Linked DNA regions of Homo sapiens: region 2 is linked to region 1. A link is a loop called in an ENCODE intact Hi-C map of the cell type or tissue named here. Cell type or tissue: prostate gland. All regions are shown on one strand. Links, peaks and the distances in the headings refer to the core of each region. The heading gives the core; the rest is flanking DNA. Region 1 overlaps GRAMD4 (GRAM domain containing 4). Region 2 overlaps CERK (ceramide kinase).

Evidence for each region. Hi-C counts contacts between places; a loop is a spot of excess contacts. Peaks named below come from ENCODE experiments on the same cell type or tissue, not always from the same donor. Only the 100,000 strongest peaks of a DNase experiment are listed, where the experiment ranks them.
Region 2: it touches region 1 in a loop (9-fold over the local background); 1 of 110 quality-filtered maps calls a loop at or near these places.

Annotation. Positions count from the first base shown.
Region 1 is chr22:46,648,187-46,650,992 of GRCh38, forward strand. The region is part of intron 3 of GRAMD4 (GRAM domain containing 4); the gene reads left to right. Among named protein-coding and RNA genes, the nearest start is that of GRAMD4, 29 kb to the left of the region's middle. In prostate gland, for the core only: no CTCF peak of the experiment used is centred there; a DNase peak (open chromatin) is centred at 1,415; H3K27ac peaks cover 1,687 bases.
Region 2 is chr22:46,730,149-46,732,954 of GRCh38, forward strand. The region is part of intron 1 of CERK (ceramide kinase); the gene reads right to left. Among named protein-coding and RNA genes, the nearest start is that of CERK, 6.7 kb to the right of the region's middle. In prostate gland, for the core only: no CTCF peak of the experiment used is centred there; a DNase peak (open chromatin) is centred at 1,383; H3K27ac peaks cover 698 bases.

The DNA.
Region 1 (2,806 bases), core at 144-2,643:
TGGACATGTAGATGGATGGATGGGTGGGTGGATGGATGGATGGATCAGTGAGTAGGCAAACGAATAGGTAGATTAGGTAAATGGATGGGTAAATGTTGGGTGGATGGATGGGTTGATGAACAGACAAGTGAGTGGATGGATGGATGGATGGATGGATGGATGGATGGATGGATGAATGGGTGAGTGGATGGATAGATGGGTGGGTGAATGGCAGAGGGATGGGTAGATGGATGGGTGAATGGGTGGATGGATGGATGGATGGATGGATGAGTGGATGGATGGATGGATGGGTGAGTGGATGGATGGATGAATGGATGGATGGGTGAGTAGATAGACAGATGGGTGGGTGAATGGGAGAAGGGATGGTTAGATGGGTGGGTGAGTGGATGTGTGGATGGATGGACATGTGGGTGGATAGATGGATGGATGATTGGATAGATGGATGCATCAATGAGAAGGCAAACGAATGGGTAGATTTGGTAATGGGTGGGTAAATGATTGATGGATGGATGCATGGATGGATGGATGGATGGATGGATGCATGGATGGATGGATGGATGCATGGATGGATGGATGGATGCATGGATGGATGGATGGATGGATGGATGGATGGATGCATGGATGGATGGATGGATGGATGGATGGATGGATGGATGGATGCATGGATGGATGGATGCATGGATGGATGGATGGATGGATGGATGGATGGATGCATGGATGGATGGATGGATGGATGGATGGATGGATGCATGGATGGATGGATGGATGGATGGATGGATGGATGGATGGATGGATGGATAGGTAGACAAATGAACCAATAGGCTGTTTCCTCCACCAGGCATACTCTTTTGCATATACTTTAAGGCCTTACTGGCCACCTTCCAGAGCTCCAGATGCACCACCTTGCTCCCATTCTGTCTGGTGTTTGGTCCCAGATGCAGTTTTATCTGTGCCACCTTTGCTTCCTAGTGCTTTGGGGCCTAGAGTCACCAGCTGGAACTGGAGTTGGGGAGTGTCCCTGATTGCCCCTAGCCCACACTCAGCAGGGAGCAGGTGCTTGGCAGAGAGCCTGTTGCTGTGGGAAGGGACTGGGGGCCTGGAGGGCTTGGCTGCTGGGTGCCAAGCGCTTGGTTGGAAAGGGAGGTTGTGGGGGCGAGGGATGGCACGTGCTGTCGAGCACACGACTCTCCTGGCTCCGTGCTGGGCCGGAGCCCCAGAGTCCAGCCCACAGGCTGTCAGATGCCGCGTGCCTCTCACAGGGAGAGGCAGGCGTCGGTTTCTGAAAACCAGCTGCTCTGGGTGAAAACCCTGGCTGGGATCCTAGTTCTTCTTATTTGACGTGGTAAAAATGTCAGTACATTATCTGTCCACCTTAGATCCTGCATTGGTGTCCTGAAATGTACCTAAAACGGTGGTTGGCCAGCTATGTGCTCAGCAGCCTTCAACATTAGGATGTGACGCACTTGGAAGCTTGCTCCTTCCTGGTTATCAGCCAAGACAGTGTTGACAGTTGATCGTTCAGTAAACATTATCTCTGCACATAGCGGTAAATGACACCGCAATAAATAAATGTTAGGGAGAAAATGCAGGCAAAACTTCACAATAAAAGCGAGGCATTTCTTGGAATTCTCTGTTTTCCCTGAGCAGGGAGGGCCACGGGAGGAAGGGGTTAAAAGGGCTGCCTCTGTGCTGGTGGCTGTAGATGAAGCCGTACTCTGGGCTCTGCAGTGTAACTTGCAGCCTGGTGATTCGATGGAGGGAGTGCCTGTCTTCTAGAAAGTTCCTGTGGTGATGGCAGGAGGGCTGAATTGGGCTGGGAGAGTTCAGGTGAGAGTCCGGGGGAGGTGGCCAGGTGGGGCCTCTGGGTGTGCGGGCCTCCGGGGATGCGGGACTCCGCCAGGCCAGGAGCAGCTTTTTGGGTGGATTCTGAGTTCGCGCCCCTGGCCTGGTGGGAAGGAGTTTTATTTAAAGATTATCACTTGATTTTTATTTTTGGGTGAGGCTGGGCCTGTTGAATCAGTCGTGTGCCAAGAGGACTCCTGCCTGAGAGATCTACTTTTACAGGTTTAAAAATAGCCGCAGAACTGCTTTCCTTCCTCCCAGTAACTTCCCTGTGCGCTGAGTGTCGAGGCTGGGTGGAGGGCTGCGTGTCGAGGCTGGGTGGAGGGCTGCGTGTCGAGGCTGGGTGGAGGGCTGGGCGTCGAGGCTGGGAGGAGGGCTGAGCATTGAGGCTGGGTGGAGGGCTGAGCATTGAGGCTGGGTGGACGGCTGGGCCTCAGCCCCACAGTCTGGGCCTGTGTAGGCCTGAGCCGATGCATCTCCTTTGCCTCCCCTCAAATCAGCGTGGCCGTTCACTCATCAGAGAACGTTCTGGGGGTTGCCCCGGAGTGACCAGTGAGGTGGTTGTCCCTGCCCTTCTCCTCGCAGATGCTGGGGAGGCGTGAAGGCTGGAGCAGGTGGGTGCACAACCAGCCTGGCTGTCCCAGGGCTTCCTTTAGCCTCTGTGGGGGCGATTTCTATGTGCCATGTGTCGCCACGCCAGGCTCTTGTCCTGTCCCGGGGGCTCCTAGTCTGTGGCTGATTCTGCTTCATTCCTTGGAGAGTGGTGGCTGGTGCTGACTGGAAGTGGGTGGGGCTGCCTGCAGGACCAGAGTCACTCTTCCTTGTGAGCGTCCCTAAACCTTGCGCTAGAGCTTGACCCCTGACTGCAAGACGCCTGTGGGTCTGAGGGTCCCTCTGGGCACGCAGAGTGTCCCCTGGGCTTCCTTCCATCTTCCCCTCTCCTCGACATATTTTTCTGCCCAGT
Region 2 (2,806 bases), core at 295-2,794, 82 kb after region 1:
GGCTCACGCCTGTAATCCTAGCACTTTGGGAGGCCAAGGCGGGCAGATTGCCTGAGCTCAGGAGTTCAAGACCAGCCTGGGTAACATGGCAAATCCCTGTCTCTACTAAAAAAAAAAAAAAAAATAGCCAGGCATGGTGGCAGGCACCTGTAATCCCAGCTACTCAGAAGGCTGAGGCACGAGAACTGCTTGAACCCAGGAGGTGGAGTTTGCAGTGAGTCGAGATCACACCATTACACTCCAGTCTGGGTAACAGAGTGACAGTCTATCTCAAAAAAAAAAGAAGTTTTCAGGAAAGAAATGGAAACTATTGGAACCAAAAGGAAAAATTTAAAACTGGAAAGTACAGTATCTGAAATTTAAAAATCACCAGATAGGCTTAGCAGCAGAATGAATTAGATAGAGGAATAGTGAAGTTGAAAATAGGTCAGCAGAAAGAATCTATTCTAAAGAGCAGAGAGAAAGAAATTGTTTTAATGCACAAGCACCTTCTGCTTCTGGGAGGATGGATTAGCTGTGCTTTTCCTACTCCTCCTATTAAGTGAAGCCCTGGACGTCACACATGAAACAAATATAAGAAGACTCTGACAGGCAGAGAAAAGGCAGCTGTTCAGGGCCTGGGATCTGAGAAAGACACACGGCATCCCCCTGGGGGTTTCCTTTGCCTCGTCTATCTTGGATTTGGAACTGGAGCAGCCTGAAACCTGGAAATGCCAACAGGTACAAACGCAGAGCCCCAGTGAAAGCCAACTCAGTCTAGCCAGGGAAGGGGCAGCTTTGCAAGACAGAAAACTTTGAGACAATAACAACCTACCCCAGAAAAAAACGGGCCCAGCCCTCCAACCAAGCCCAAGTGGCCAACTAGCAGCTTAGACTTCCACCCTTGAGAGGCTGTGAGCAGGCACCCCACAACCTCTGCCAGGGCTGTACAGGGGAGGCCACGCAGGAAGCTGGAACCCCCATCAGCGCCAGCTGGTAAAAAGCCTCATGCCCACTAGGCATTGGTGGAGACAAAGGGGCAGCCCAGCCCGGGCCCCCACCCTGCACTGGCGAGGTGCCCCTTCCTCCTTGCTGGAGTGGAGTAAGAGGAGGCCTGGTGGGGAGACAGGGCTTTCACTGCCACTGAGCTGCAAGGTGCCCACACTCCACCCACGTGCTGTTAGGGGAGTGCATGTGGGGAGCGGCAAGGAAGCACCTCCACCCCCCGCCAAGGTGGCCTTAGCAGAGGCCTGGCGGGAGCTGTACCCCCCACCCACCCGGCAATGACAAGCAGCCCCTGACTCCGCTGCCAACAAGGCTGAGGGGAACCTGGGCTTCCACCCCCACCTGGCAGTACCAGCGCCGTTCCCTGCTGGAGCAGTGCCAGAGAAACCAGCTAAACAGAAGGTGTAAACGCTGCCCAGTCTTGGAACATACTGCAAAATAACCAGTGCTAGGTGAGTCTGGGAAGGAGGGCTGGGCCTTGGTGAGGCTGAGGATAGAGGAAAACATGTCAGGCAGGGAGGGCAGAGGGCACCTGGGGAGGCACAGGGCATGCGGGAGATAATGACGGCTGGGCTGGTGAGCACGTGTGCCCCGGGAGCAGGTGGGGGCAGGGCCAGATCGGGGGAGGTCAGGAATGCAAGCCAGGCCACAGGCACGCATGGGCGAGCAGTGCCTGGAAGAACTTTGTAGCAGGGCAGGGTGTCTAAACATCAATGGGGCACACAGGCTGGCTGTCAGGACGGGCCAACGGCACTGGAGAAGGGATTAGTGACCCTCAGGGTGCTCTCTAAACTTCCAATCCCCATCATCCAGGGTTCAGCCGCCGGGGTGCTCCCTAAAGAAATTCAAAAGGCAGCAGGAGGGGTCGGGAGGGGAAGACCGGGGCCAGCTGGAGGCAGAAGTCATCTGACCCAGTCTGTGGCAAAAAGGGGACCAAGGTCAGCGAGAAAGGAGAGAAGAGGTATGGGATCCGGACAGCCGAATCGAGAACCCAGCAGACGTGTGGGATCCGGACAGCCGAATCGAGAACCCAGCAGGCGGTGAGGGTGGGCCACTGGCCTAGGAGAGAGGCCGAGTAGCTGGAGCTTGTATGCGGGTGACAGGCTGGCTGTCTCCAGGACAGAGGAGAACTCGTGCCTGGAAGTCCACGCTGGGCTAATCGCTGAAGCCATTAAGTTGAGATGCATCCTGGACCAGCTACAGGTTCCTGAGATAACCCTCAAAAGGCAGGACTCAGCTGCATTTCTCATAGAAAACGCTGTTATGCAAAAATCTAGACTGTTAGAGAAGAAAAATAAATTGGGTGGGGGGGACGGGAAGTAAAACACATTAGGAGTTTCTTAAACACACAGAAAGTGTATCTTCTCGAGTATGAAAGTTTCTTAAATACTGGTGGTTTAATTTCTCTGGGATAGATAATCAAAAATGGAATTGTTGGGTCAAAGGATATCACTTTTTTTTTTTTTTTTTACAGTTTGAAAACACTGCCAGATTACTTTCCAAAAACACCCTAGCAGTTCCCACTTCCCATTCACCGGGTCTGCCAGCCCAGAAGCGTCCTGAAACTTCCCCAGCACAGAGCTGTGCTTTCGCCCTTCCCCATCCCTTGCTGGTTGAGAGCAGCATCTCATCATTGCCTTGGGTCAGTATCTACTCAGACGCTCAGCATCCACTTCCGAATGTTTTCTTCCGTGAATCGCCTACTTATATCCATTGCCATTTGTCTAATGGATTGTCTGCCTTTTTTCCTATCAATTTTTATGTAAGTTTAAAATGTTCAAAAAATGTTAACCTGGCCAGGCGCGGTGGCTCACGCCTGTAA